4 separate regions of the Homo sapiens genome follow, and all the other regions are linked to region 2. A link is a contact called in ENCODE Hi-C or POLR2A ChIA-PET data. All regions are on one chromosome and are shown on one strand. The core of a region is the stretch at or near the end of the contact, and the rest is flanking DNA. Distances in the headings are between cores, read along the strand shown. Region 1 holds the start of PIP4K2C (phosphatidylinositol-5-phosphate 4-kinase type 2 gamma). Region 2 holds the start of GIHCG (GIHCG inhibitor of miR-200b/200a/429 expression). Region 3 has its middle 340 kb from the start of LINC02403. Region 4 holds the start of DCTN2 (dynactin subunit 2).

Region 1 (3,592 bases), core at 806-3,305, 340 kb after region 2:
TGGTGTTGCTACAGTACCTTTCACCTGCCTTTGTTACTGCATGACTCTAATCACTAGTTTATGTAAGTTCTCCCATCTAGATTGTGAGCTCTTCAAGAACAAGGGCTCATTCTAGTCGTCTGCATCTTTCAGGTGTCTAACTAGCACAATGTTTGGCACACAGTGATCCTGACATGTCTATTAATTGAATAAATGAATGCCTTGCCTATCCTTACTAGATCATTCCACAGAGGCTATGAACTGCAGTCTAACCTAAATCACACACACTGCAGTGCAACCAACTCCTCCCGTTCTCAGTAGAAAAGGAGGACAGAACATATCCCTCCAGATTAAAAAAAAAAAAAAAGCCACTTGAGACTCCCAGCCTAAAATTCAGCTATAGCTCCTCCTGCCCCCTCCTCCCCACCTGCTAAGCAAGCTGAATCATCACTAAGACATATGTTCAAGGAATTTCTCCATTCCAAACACTTGAAGTAGATGTGTGTTGGCAGAGGGTGGGGTGCTGGGGCTAAAGTATATATACCTAGTGAAGCTGAGGTAGGTCTTACATGTAACTCCCCCAATCCTTAACAAGGGAAAACCCTCCCTGTTAAGCATCCCACAGGGAATGGATGAATCACCTGGAAGGTACATATGAGAGGCAGCCCTACCTCCATCAGCCTTCCCCATACCAAGTGCCTTCCACTGAATACTCACTAAGAGCTTACCACCCAGAGAGCCACAAATCCAAAAGAGATCCGACTGGCCACAAACAACATTCTTAATTTTTGGTTAAGAAATTCTTTACCACAAATTAAAAATGTGACAAAACGCGTATTCTTCCTCACAACTTCCATCTCCACAGCCTAGCCATGACTATATTCAAGAACGCTGATTTCGAAAATATTCCGTGTCACATTCAAGATAACTGCATTTCTCCCACTCCAGACCTGACGGAAGATGGGCAATGGCTGTGCTTCTTTCAGCTGAGGTATCCTCAGGAAAGGGGATGGAGGTCTCCTTGGCCTCCTCCTGACTCCCAGAGCAGTTTCCTGCTTCAAAAGTTCACCACCATAGTGACCTCAGGAACAGAGCCCCTCAGCCTTCTCTTTGGTCAACAATCGCCACCACCTACACCAAACACGATCGCTCTAGCCAGCGATAAGGATGCAGTTAAGACCAAAGGCATATATACATAAGTCCTGAGAGTGTGCAACTTCTAGCTCAGGGTGGGGTAGCTTCTCTAAAATGCTGTACCTCTGGAAGGGAAAGGAAGGGACAAGCAGGATTAGAAAGCCCAGGAAACCTGGAGCTTCCCCGAGACAAAACCAAGATTCAAAAGCCAAGGACCGGGGCTGGGAAGCAAGGTGGAAAGCAAAGTGAAAGAACCTTTTCATCCATCTACTCCCCTCGGCCCCTCACCCTCCACCTACACTCTCACCAACAACCACCCGAGAAAAAGCCACTCCCCCTAATGTCCTCCCCGCTTGCGCCCGGTCCTGGCCAGTCCGCGTAGCCTGAGGCTGAAGCTAGACATGGCAGGAAGGAGTCAAAGCACAGGGAGCTGGATTTCACGGGGGGAAGGTGGAACTAGAGTGGAGCAGTAAAGAACTGTTGGGGAGAAAAAAGTCCACAGTCAGAAAACCTGCTGGGGGAACACCTGGGGTTGGTGGGCAGGGACCAAGACAACCCGGGGGAGGGGAGTGGCACTGCGTGGGGCTCCGGAGGCTGGAGCCTGGAAACAGGGACGCCTCGGAGCCGAGGGGTTTGGACAGGGCTGCGGGGGTCTAGGGCTGGTTCTCACCGAGTGGGCTACGCCCCACAGGAACACACCCACCAGCGGGTCGGCCGCCCGGAACACCTTCACCTTCTGCTGCACGAAATGCTTCTTCTTGGTCTTGGAGGCGAAGCCGAAACCTGGGCCGGGGCCTGCTGTCGCCGCCGATACCGTGGCTGGTGGGACCGAGGAGGACGCCATAGTCTCCCGCGCAACCGACCAAGTGGAAGCCGGAGCCGGCAGCTATCCAGGCGCCCGACCCCGGAAGCGGCGCTCACCTGCGCTGCTGTCACGTGACCGGAGGCCGGACAGCGGACGCGCGAACAGGGCGAGGCAGGACGGGGCGGGGCGACGCTGGCCCCGCCCCCCGGCGCCTGCCTGCCTGCCCCAATGTCCGCTCAGTGTGTGGGCTCACCTGGCGTGCGGGATCCCTGTAAGCTGACGAAGCAAGCGGCCCGCGAGGCCCCTCGAACTGTCAACTAGGAGACCGTGGTGCGGCCTGGGCTGGCCTGATTGACTCCCAAGGTCTAGGGCTTCTTTGCTGCAAAGTGGCCGCCTTCCGGCTTTGCCCAGTTTCTAATGAGTAACCTCGGACCTGATGCTAATGCGAAAGCATTCTTACCGAATGGGGGTTGGGAAGGGGAGGGTTTTGGAAACCCAAAATTCTTACCAGTGGTCTCAAGCGTCTTGAAATTCATTCATTCATTTAACAAGTATTTATTGTGCACTTAGTTGTACTAGGTCCTGTTCTAGGGGCTGATTTTCCTTTTATTGAAGCAGGGTATAGGACAGTGACTGCCCCGAAGTAGTTGGGAGTCTAATGGCACTGGCTGGCCAATGGAGATCAAGTTTGCAGTATGCAAAGTATGAGCTATCCTAGAACTGTGTATGAAGCAAAGACAATGATACAAAGAAAGGAAGTGTAGCTGGTCAGGGAAGGCTTCAAAGAGGATAGAGACTTTACTGAGTTTGGAAGGGTGGGTGGAGTTCAGGAATAGAGGTTAAAAGGCTGTCTAGACAAAGAGAACAGCATACAAAGACATGGAGACAAGAAAGAACGAAGCCGGGCGCGGTGACTCACGCCTGTAATCCCAGCACTTTGGGAGGCCGAGGCGGGAGGATCACCTGAGGTTGGGAGTTCAAGACCAGCCTGGCCAACATGGTGAAACCTCGTCTCTACAAAAATACAAAAATTAGCCGGGCATTAGCCGGGCGTGGTGGCGTGAGCCTGTAATCCCAGCTACTCAGGAGGCTGAGGCAGGAGAATCACTTGAACCCAGGAGGCGGAGGTAGCAGTGAGCCGAGATCACGCCAAGCAGAGATCACGCCAAGCAGAGATCACGCCACTGCACTCCAGCCTGGGTGACAGAGTGAGACTCCATCTCAAAAAAAAAAAAAAAAAAGCCGGGCATGTTGGCAGGTGCCTGTAGTCCCAGCTACTTGAGAGGCTGAGGCAGGAGAATCGCTTGAACCCAGGAGGCAGAGGTTGCAGTGAGCCCAGATCATGCCATTGCACTCCAGCCTGGGCGACAGAGCAAGACTCTGTCTCAAAAAAAAAAAAAAAAAAAAAAAGCCAGATGCGGTAGCTCACGCCTATAATCCCAGCACTTTGCGGGGCCGAGTCGGGAGGATCACCTGAGGTCAGGAGTTGTGGGCAAAGGATTACCCAGGTGCCAAGGCAAGAGACTGAAGGCACAAACTGTTGCAGTATAATAAAGAAAATAGTTAGAATAAAGAGTAGTTACAATACAAATTAGATATAGAGATGATCATGGACAATTATCAATCATCAGTATAAACATTATAAATCATTAGCTTTTAATATTACTCTTTGTG
Region 2 (3,397 bases), core at 115-2,614:
ATCCCAGCACTTTGGGAGACCGAGGAAGGCAGATCACTTGGGATGAGGAGTTCGAGACCAGCCTGACCAACATGGTGAAACCTCATCTCTACTAAAAATACAAAAATTAGCTGGGTGTGGTGGCGCCGCCTATAATCCCAAGCTACTCAGGAGACTGAGGCAGGAGAATTGCTTGAGCCCAGGTGGTGGAGAGGTTGCAGTAAGCCGAGATCGGGCCACTACACTGCAGCCTGGGCAACACAGTAACTTTGTCTCAAAAAAAAAAAAGTTTTTTAAGTTCCAAACTAGCATATACAGTATGATTCCATTTTGAATTTGTACTTACTATAATTCATAGAAAGGGTCTGGAAGACTCCTACAAAGTATTCACATTGGTTGTCCTTAAATGGGTAGGATTTGGAGGTTTTGTGTTTTGGGGGTTTTTTTGGCCTTCATTTTCTAAAGCAAAAATAATTGCTTTTTTAATGGGAACTAAATTATTTAAAATTGTATAAATCTATCACAGTAACAAATAAATTACATATAATTGTAAAGAGTTTACCACCTGTCAGCTGTGAAAGTTGATCATATAAATCGGGTCACTTTTGTCATACCAGTTAAAGAGTGGAGAGGCCAGAGGGAAAAAACATTCAGGTCACAAATATCACTTGAAAAATATAATTCTCTACAGGCCTGGCTGCTGAAACTGCCTGCTAACACTTAAAACCAATTTAATCTAAAGGCTACTAAGACAGTCTGCTACAATTCTAAGACTAATTTTACCCACCACCGTCACTCAGCAATCAGTTTGCCAACCCCACCAAAACATTAATAGTGCCAATAAACTCTCTTGGAGACCAATACGTAACATTTCTCCTTCTTATAAAGTCTCTAACCTCTTCACTCTTCAGACATCCCGAAGACCACCCCAGTCTACATATATGCCCCAAATTACTATTTTCTTCCCAAATAAAGCATTCTAATTTCAAAGATTCATCTCTATATTCTGACTTAACAGCTTTTAACACTTAATGCTGTTTTTTAGTTGACAAATAAAAATTATATTTATAGTATAAAACATGTTTTGAAATATATATACATTGTGGAATGGTTAAATAAAGCTAACATGTACCCTTCGGCTTTTTAAAAACTAACGTCCAATTCATCCAATTCCGTGAGAGTAAAGCCTTTGCTTAGCTTTCCAGTCCTGTTAAACGGGGGGGAAACAACAAAAGGGTCCTCAGGGCCCTGCCCAACAATACGCCACATTCTGTCTAGTAAAGCCACACAGCCAGAAAACGCCAGGTGACTGGCAGGCAGATACTTCCGGAAGAAGTCGGCCCTCCGAACCCGGAAGTGAAGCGATAAGACGCACGGTGTTCTGGGAGGAGTTACGCAGGCAGGGTTGTGGTTGCTGGCTGTTACCAGGACAACCGGAGGCGATTGACCGTTATCTGCGGTTTGGAGCCGTTAGCGGGAGAGGCAGAGATATTCAGAGGTCTTTTAGGATGCGCTAAAGGGTCGTGAGGGCTCTCTTAAAATTTTCTTCACAAGCGGTTATCCAGTCGTGCCCCGCGGCCCTGCTGCTGGCCCCGGGGATCTGAGTCGTACCCTCTTGTTTTTCTCTGAGTCAGTCTTAAGGTGAAATGAAGTGTGGCCCAGTGGCTCCTCACTGTCGCTTCTCTAGTTTTCTGCCTCCTTTTAGAAAATGTAAGTTGAGAATTTCTAATTTACATCGGGATGTGTTCTAATGCGCTTGTTTTTAAAACTGTGGAAAATTTTTAAAAGAAAATAAATCTCACCAGTCATCCAGCTACCCAGAAGTAACATTTTCATGCATTACCTATTAATTTTTTTCTCTGCATATTTTTTCATAGTTGAGATAATTTAGGGAAAACCATTTTGTGTCCTTCATATATGGATGAATACAATATAATTTTGGTATTAATATCATAGCAACAAAGAAGGCATTGAAGGCTTTAAATCTGTTTACAGTGAATTGAAAAGACAGGATGAAGTGGACACAGCATGTGAAGACAATTCTTTCAAGAAGTTTGGCTGTCAAGGAAAACAGAGAATGTGAGTAGCCAAAGCAGAATGACAGTGAAAGAAAGAAATTGGGAGCCAGACAATACAGCCCGACAGTTTACGCCTGTACGGATGTACCTCTTTCACAAAAGATTGAGTATGCTTGGGGAAAAAAAATACACACTATAATAGGAGAAAATGATGAAGAGAAACTGAGGTAAAGGTAATTGGAAAACAAAATAAAGCCAGGGGTATATTAATACCCCAAAACTTCATACCAAAAGGTCCGTGTATTTACTAGAGGGGTGCCACAAATTGGGCTCTGAGGTTCCTAGCAATTAAACCAAAGGGAAAATATAAGTTTAACATGATCCGTATGAGGGAGGAGGCCTAATGGCATATTATAGAATCCTGTTACACATTAGCTGTATGAAATTGATTGGGTAATGTAAGCTCTTTAGACCTCATTTCTCCGTCTCTTAAAGAGTGGGGAGAGGAAGCAGGAGACTGTTAGACGAGTTGATCTTTTAATATCTCTTCCACTACTGACAGTCTATGATCATATAGGCCAGAGACGGCAAACTCAGATGCCTAAATTAGGGACTAAGAAAGTTTCATAAGTGAGGAAATGGACTGAATGTGACAAAAGCAAGGAGTGATAGAGATTGGAATGTTAGAGTTGATTGAGCTGTCCCATCTAAAACTCCAGCCAATTCTTGCAAAAATAAGGACTCAGTGTTGCCTGATTTTTCAGGAGAAACAGGAAAATCATATTTTTGATAATATTATACAAAACAAAACACCTCTACTAGCTAGATACAATTTGTGGGTCACTAATTTTCAACCTCTGCTATAGGTGAAAGGACCTCAACAAGAGGGATAATTGCTTGAATTAAAGAATTAAATATGAAAAAGAGGAAGAAGTCAAAAAGAATACCAAGATTTCCCCTTGGTAATAAGAAGGAGTTAGTAACATTGATACTAAAATCAGCAGAAGGTTTGGGGAGAGAAGGTGCTTTATTGTGAGTTTCTTGAACATGGGGCAAACTTATTTATGTGTATCCATAGCACATGAATCCAATTCAGCTGCTGGATTTGAGAAATCTGTGGGATTTATCAGGGGAAAGGGCGCAGGAATGTAGGTCAGGAGTTTGGGGAAAGAAGATGAAAAAGGAGTTTAAGATGTAAGATTCATTCTTTCAATAAAGTTTTATTGATTATATATCACAATATGTATTTTCACGAGACTCTAAACTGTCTGAGGGCAGAAAGCACGGGGTTTTTTTTAACCACTTACCCAGCTCCTAGCACAATACATAGTCAGTGCTTATGTATGTTGAAAAAACAAATGAAAAAATACAAAACACTGTGCTTTACAGTATAGGAGATG
Region 3 (3,258 bases), core at 123-2,622, 490 kb before region 2:
GCTGGTGAGGAGTTGTGATCCTTTGGAGGAGAAGAGGCGTTCTGCTTTTTGGAATTTTCACCCTTTTTGTGCTGGTTTTTCCTCATCTTCGTGGTTTTATCTACCTTTGGTTTTTCATGTTAGTGACCTTCAGATGGGGTTTCCGTGTGGACGTCCTTTTTCTTTATGTTTATGCTATTCCTTTCTATTTGTTAATTTTCCTTCTAACAGGCCCCTCTGATACAGGTCTGCTGGAGTTTGCTGGAGGTCCACTCCAGACCCTGTTTGCCTGGGTATCACTAGCAGAGGCTGCCAAACAGCAAAGATTGCTGCCTGTTCCTTCCTCTGGAAGCTTCGTCCCCCAGAGGGGCACCCACAAGATGCCAGCTGGAGCTCTCCTGTATGAGATGTCTGTCGACCCCTGCTGGGAGATGTCTCCCAGTCAGGAGGCATGGGGGTCAGGGACCCACTTGAGGAGGCAGTCTGTCCCTTAGCAGAGCTCAAGGGCTGTGCTGAGAGATCCTCTGCTTTCTTTAGAGCCAATGGGCAGGAATGTTTAAGTCTGCTGAAGCTGTGCCCACAGCCGCCCCTTTCCCCAGGTGTTCTGTCCCAGGGAGATGGGAGTTTTATCTATAAGCCCCTGACTGGGGCTGCTGCCTTTCTTTCAGAGATGCCCTGCCCAGAGAGGAGGAATCTAGAGAGGCAGTGTGGCTACAGAGGCTTTGTGGAGCTGCGGTGGGCTCCGCCCAGTTCGAACTTCCTGGCAGCTTTGTTTACACTCAGTTGGAAATGCAGAAATCACAGGCCTTCTGTGTTGATTTCACTGGGAACTGCAGACCAGAGCTGTTCCTATTCAGCCATACAGAGTCTCCCTCTTGGCAGCTCTTCAGAATAGAAGCCATGTCTCAGGCAGCAATGTGGCCAGATAGAAAGTTGGTGTTTCCTGTGCAAAAGAGTTAATCTTTGCAAGTGTGGTTCTGAGAAGTTGGTGGGAGACCCTATCTCTGCCAGTCATGGCAAAATACAGTCTGGGCAGGTTTCCAAGTTCAGCTGACATTCCTAAGCCAATGAGAAGTGTCCAAGATGGTTTCCAGCTTTCTCTCCAAGGGTAAGAGTTGAATGTGTTGACTGACCTTTACCAGCACGAACACATTTGCCATTTGACTCTGAGGAATAAATGGGTGACCTGACTGTGGGCACAGAGCTGAAGGCTGATTCTCCAGAAAACTCACCATCAGTTTGCTCAGCAACGCTGCTGACTCGGAACACATTTTGTTTTTTCTTTTTGAAACTGCACCATGCATTCTTGAAAGCATGACTCAACCTTACCAGCAGTCTCAGTGAGCTTGAAATGGCCTCAACTAGAGGATTTATAGCCTTTGCAAACACAGGGCACATTTCTTTGTTTCCTTTCAGAAACTGAGAAGTGATTCATTTTCAGTAAACAAAGAGAGGATTACCAACACATTTACTAGTCTGAAATTCAGCTTCCATTGAATGCAATTCCTTTAGTTCCTAGTAAAGGCATTGTGCATTTCAAACAGCTATCTTTCTTCTTTAATCCACTTTCTTTCTTCCTAGTGTGGAAAAGATATATAATTTAGCCCTCACTCAAATACAAATAAGATGAGTTTCAAAGGCCATTCAGGCCCTAATGTGTGTCCTTTGCAAGAACAAGAAACTGTGATTCTGAAGAATTTAAATACAGATACTGTTGGCAGCCAGAGATGTTTTCTGCTGTTGGAATGCAAAAGAAAATATTACTTTATAGCTGCACTGTGCCACTCCTGACATTGATGGGTCTTGTATTCACCAGAGGAGGGAAAATTAAAATATCTTACCTGTCTACACAGTATCCTTGGTGGTTACACAACAATAAAATATTCAGCAGTCTGATACCTTTACTGTTAAAACTGAAATACCAAATTGAAACTGGTTGAGAATGTGTGCAGTCTATTGTGTTCCTACTTTCTTTAGATTAGCTTTCTATCACAATAACTGCATTCAGTAGGGCTCATATTGTCTCAATTATAAAGTCAACTCCAGACATTAGCACTAGATTGCTTCAGCGAATCTCAAATATTTTTAACTGTTGACAAAAGTTTCAGTTTCATTATGCCAAGTTCCAGAGTAAAACTATGGTAATGTAATCACTTCTCAGACTTTCATTATTTGCATGTTCCCAGAAAATCATTATAACTTTCTAGAATTATCCTGAATGGTTCAAAGTAAGCAGTTTTCAAGTCAGTAGGAATTGCAGAGGCAGCTGATAGTCACTTATCCATTTGTTTATTAGAAATATGTCACAGCCAATTTTTGACATGAATCTTCTCATTTTCAGAAGAATGTTAGAAATAGCTCAGCTAATGTACCATAAAAGTTCAAATTTTGATAATGAAACTAAAAGCCATATTAACAAATGAACCCACTGCTTTATGCACCAGAAAGTGAGAATTTTATGTTCCCATTTTTTCCCTTGTATGGTATCCACAAATTTTCTTGACAGAAACTCAGCATCAATTCAGAAAAATTCTTTTTGACTGAATATTTTTAGTCATATGTTCCCTATTTAAGGTGTAGGACAGGAAAAAGGATTTTCTCTTTACTTTCATAGTTTTTAGTTGAATGGGCCCTTATAACAAAAGACAGATTGATAAGAAAAGAACACACAATTTTATTAACATGTAACCTCATGTATACATGGGAGCTATCTAGAGAAATCACTAAATCTCAAAGAGATGGTTTAGACTTGGGTTTACAGACAATCTACCACTGAAAGAAAGAAAGAATGGTATGGGAAAAGCATAGTAAATAAGAGAAAAGTTTGTTATGCAGATTTAAGTGGGTGCCTTCTCCATTGATAAGAGTCTTAAATGATTTATAATCATACATCTCTTCTTGGCTAGGGGTTGGGGGGCAGGGAGAGAGAGAGAGAGAGAGAGAGAGAGACAGACAGACAGAGAGATAGCTTTACAAATTGAGATTTTTTGTATAGATGTTAATTTCCCTCGCAAAAAGGGTAGCTTTAACTCTGTTTTCAGAGTTTCTCATGTGTCTGCCATTTCTCAAAATAATTAGTTCAAAATAACCCTTATGCCAAAAAGGCATATTTTAGGGTGGCATATTCTGTTCTCCTACAAAGGCTATTGTTGGGGCTCAGAAACAATACCCCCAAATATGGCATTTTTGACATGCTGCACTGAAGAAACCTTCAAGGTCTCTATGACCTCTCCTAGACATTGAAGTTCCTTTATCTGCCTAAGATCCAGACCTCCAAGG
Region 4 (3,219 bases), core at 341-2,840, 390 kb after region 2:
GGCTACACCTCTAACCTACCTTGAATCTTAAGGGAACTGAAAGAAAAGAGTCCAACATAAGGAATGGGACAGGAAAGCTGTAGGACTATGGAGAAAGGGATAGAGGCTTGGGGAGGAGCCAGGAGAAAGAAAGACAACGAGTTCCGAACTCAGGAACTCTCTAGTCACTTGGTTTGGCACAATTTCTAAGTGTTGCAGCATCCTGCAAGCTCAGGAAACATCCTGGGAAACATCCCATCCTTGGGTCCCCAGGGGCTCCAAGGTGGCATCTTTAGTAAAGGGGTTTCAAAATGCCAGTCCATGGAGGGTCACTGGTCAGAGACAAAAGTTCACTGAGTATGCCCTCACCTCCAAAAGAACAATGGTGAGTTTTTTTTTAATATAAAGATGGATTTGATAAGTTTCAAAGGACTATCTTTTATTCTGAGTGTGTCCTTCTTGCTTTTCTACCAAGTAATGATGGTGACAGTAAATAATAGGTTTTCTATTTGTAATATACTTACTTGATAAAATAAAAAGGCAAATCTTCAAGGTTTGTAGTTGTTTTAATTTTATTGAACGATGAAATTTAAAAGTCTGAGAACGGAAGGTAAGGTTGGTGAATAGGTACAAAAAATTAGAAAGTATAATAAGACCTACTATTTGATGGCACAATAGGGTGACTATAGTCAAGAATAACTCAACTGTACATTTTAAAATAACTTAAAGAGTAATTGGATTATTTGTAACTTAAAGGATAAATGCTTGAGAGGATGGATACCCTCTTCTCCATGATGTGCTTATTTCACATTGCATGCCTGTATCAAAATATCTCATGTGTCCCATAAATACATACACCTACTGTGTACCCACAAAATTGAAAAAATTGAAAAATAAATAAAAGTCTGAGAACTATTAACGAAGTAGTTAAGAGCCCAGAGAGTGTTCAGACAGACATGGAGACACCACTTACCTACTTATGAACTTCAGATAGAATTGCCAGATTTGAAAAACAAAAAACAAAAACAGGATGCCCAGTTAAATGTGAATTTCAGATACTTAATTTTTGGGGGGTTAGTATACCCACACACCACACACCACACACACACACCTACTTATTATCTGAAATTCAAATTATCTGAAAGCCCTTACTTGAGAAGATTGCCTAACTTTTTCATTCCTAACATACACTACGCGTTTACTAAATTTTACTTCTTGTTTTTATTTTGTTTTTATAATACACAGTATCAAGCAAACTTCTTGTTTTTGAAACCCCGGCTGTGTCACAGTATGACTACCTGTATCATTTAATCTAGTCATTTTATTCCTGGGAGCCCCAAACAGGAATTATAAATGTTCTTTCACTGACTTGCTGTAAAAGTGAGAGAAAAGGCTGTATGAAATAGCTCCCCAAGGTTCGTTATTGTCGCTCCCCGCCCAAGCTCCAGTACACCAAAACTACACATCCCACAATCCTAGGCGGCGTCCCCTGGCCATTACCTCATTCCCTGGCCTCGTTCTCCCCAATCCCGGCCTCTCCAGGGGTGTGGCAGCAGGGCTGTTCTCGCGACTTTTGCTTTACCCTTCTGCTGTGCTACTGCTGTCGCGAGACTTCCTGCTCATCTGCCGCTCCCTTTGCCGCCGCCTTAGCCCGGGACCCGAACCCAGCCTCTCCCCTACCCGAACACCGGCCCCGGCTCCACCGAGGCCCGGGTCCCCCAGCCCGTCTCGCCGCCGCCATGGCGGACCCTAAATACGCCGACCTTCCCGGCATTGTGAGTACAGGACCGGCCCCGGCTCCCCAGGACCGCGCCCCCGACCTCCCAAGGACCCCCAGCAGAAACCAGCCCGCGACCCCTCCCGCCTGCAGCCCATCCTCCGCCCAAGGGCTCCCGCCGCTCGTTCTCCGATCGGCCTCAGCACCCCCCGAACTCTTCTGACCCGACTGGGCCGGGCCGCCGGACGGCGCACCAGGCCCCCTTTCCGGCAGTCGCCGGTAGCTCGGCCCAGAAATCGACTCCGGGTACTGACCTCTTGTGCCTGAGTTTTTCCACCATCCGTGTCAACGCCTCCCATGTCCCCCCCAAATCTCTCCATAAGACCCCATCGCTACCCCAGACACACACACCAGACCACTTAACGATGGCCTTCATCCTGCCAAGGAAGAGGTTCTGCCATCTGGCAGAACCCTCTTGTGCCAGATGGGGAGCTCTATCCTTGAGGGAACCTATGCCCTCCCCCAGCCCCCACTCCCATGACAATCCTGGCGTGTACCTTCCTTTTGTGCTGCCCTGCCTGCTTCTCAAGGTGAGGGTTGGGACACAGGACCTTGAGTACTAAGGTCCTGAGTCACTCTCAATCCTTGTGCCAGGGTGGTGGTGTACGGGGCCTAATTGGAGGATAGCCTTCACCTTCTTTGGCAATAGTGATTGCCAAGGACCTGCCCGCCTCTAGATTTAGGGTAACATCGTTGCTATCACTTACACTCACCGTTTACTGTCAGGTCCCAATTGTTTCCGCTGTCATCCCTACCCCTTGAGACATGGGAACTGACATACTGTTGACTCACGGGGCAGGTGGAGGAGAAAGGACAGAACCCTGACATCACACCCCGCCTTCTCTGTTAGCTTATTCAAATGGAGTGGGGGAAGGGGTGTTGTTGGATGCTGGGTAGTGAGGTTGGGTGGTCACTGCTTCTACCTGCAGGCCAGGAATGAGCCAGATGTTTATGAAACTAGCGACCTACCTGAGGATGATCAAGCGGAGTTCGATGCGGTAAGAATGTGTGCTGCCACAGACTCCTCCGGACTCTGACCTTTCTCCCCTAGACAGGTCCTTCCCTTTCTCGGGGGAGCTACAGCAATAAGCGGGTATGCCAACCCCAGCCTGGGTGGTATATAGGTTGCAGGGCTTGCAAAGACCTTGCTGGGCTTGCAGCCACCAATGAGCAATGGCAGGAGGGAGAGTCAAGTCAGCGGAATTACAGCTAACAACATCTGTTTGCAAAGCCCTGATTCTTGGGCCTTTTAAATAAAATTGAAATATCTCAAAACAGGTTTGGAGCTAGTGACTTAGGCCCCTGGGTTCTAACCCATGGAAATGAATCATGAAGCCTGGGCACTTGTAATAAACTGCTACCAAGAACTAGACTTTGAAATATGGAGAAATACTTTTTCCATATGAATATCCAGTATCCATTGGGCAAGGAATTAAGAAAGTGATTCCAAGATTTTAGAGCAA

Evidence for each region. A loop is a pair of places that touch in the nucleus more often than their neighbours do. ChIA-PET counts read pairs that join two places held with the same protein, here RNA polymerase II (POLR2A). Pooled maps may share reads with other maps.
Region 1: a pooled map shows a loop between it and region 2 (4-fold over the local background). The contact joins the promoter of PIP4K2C here to the promoter of GIHCG in region 2. A Hi-C loop is called at or near these places in 6 of 50 pooled maps.
Region 3: a loop to region 2 is called in a pooled map, with 4 times the contacts of the local background. The contact joins the enhancer-like site here to the promoter of GIHCG in region 2. A Hi-C loop is called at or near these places in 10 of 37 single-sample maps with no recorded cell type and 10 of 50 pooled maps. POLR2A ChIA-PET finds 5 or more read pairs at or near these places in 2 of 52 experiments (PC-3 and activated naive CD4-positive, alpha-beta T cell).
Region 4: a pooled map shows a loop between it and region 2 (5-fold over the local background). The contact joins the promoter of DCTN2 here to the promoter of GIHCG in region 2. A Hi-C loop is called at or near these places in 7 of 50 pooled maps. POLR2A ChIA-PET finds 5 or more read pairs at or near these places in 3 of 52 experiments (PC-9, activated CD4-positive, alpha-beta T cell and common myeloid progenitor, CD34-positive).

What each region holds. Positions count from the first base shown.
Region 1 is chr12:57,589,655-57,593,246 of GRCh38, reverse strand. PIP4K2C (phosphatidylinositol-5-phosphate 4-kinase type 2 gamma) reads right to left here and starts at 2,055. Exons shown (of 10, transcript NM_024779.5): 1 at 1,784-2,055. The coding sequence starts at 1,957. RefSeq lists a silencer at 1,958-2,217 and enhancers at 1,816-2,317, 2,398-2,447.
Region 2 is chr12:57,934,131-57,937,527 of GRCh38, reverse strand. GIHCG (GIHCG inhibitor of miR-200b/200a/429 expression) reads left to right here and starts at 1,364. Exons shown (of 3, transcript NR_038269.1): 1 at 1,364-1,689; 2 at 1,975-2,058. RefSeq lists enhancers at 938-1,438, 1,439-1,939.
Region 3 is chr12:58,423,730-58,426,987 of GRCh38, reverse strand. No RefSeq gene overlaps it. Among named protein-coding and RNA genes, the nearest start is that of LINC02403, 340 kb to the right of the region's middle. RefSeq lists enhancers at 575-694, 875-954, 959-1,906. Within about 2 kb of position 1,372, at least 15 of the 41 ENCODE cell types and tissues checked have a DNase peak (open chromatin) inside an H3K27ac peak, as active enhancers do; they include PC-3, where a contact is called at or near this core.
Region 4 is chr12:57,545,563-57,548,781 of GRCh38, reverse strand. DCTN2 (dynactin subunit 2) reads left to right here and starts at 1,590. Exons shown (of 14, transcript NM_001261413.2): 1 at 1,590-1,754; 2 at 2,686-2,754. The coding sequence starts at 1,719. RefSeq lists an enhancer at 1,322-1,461.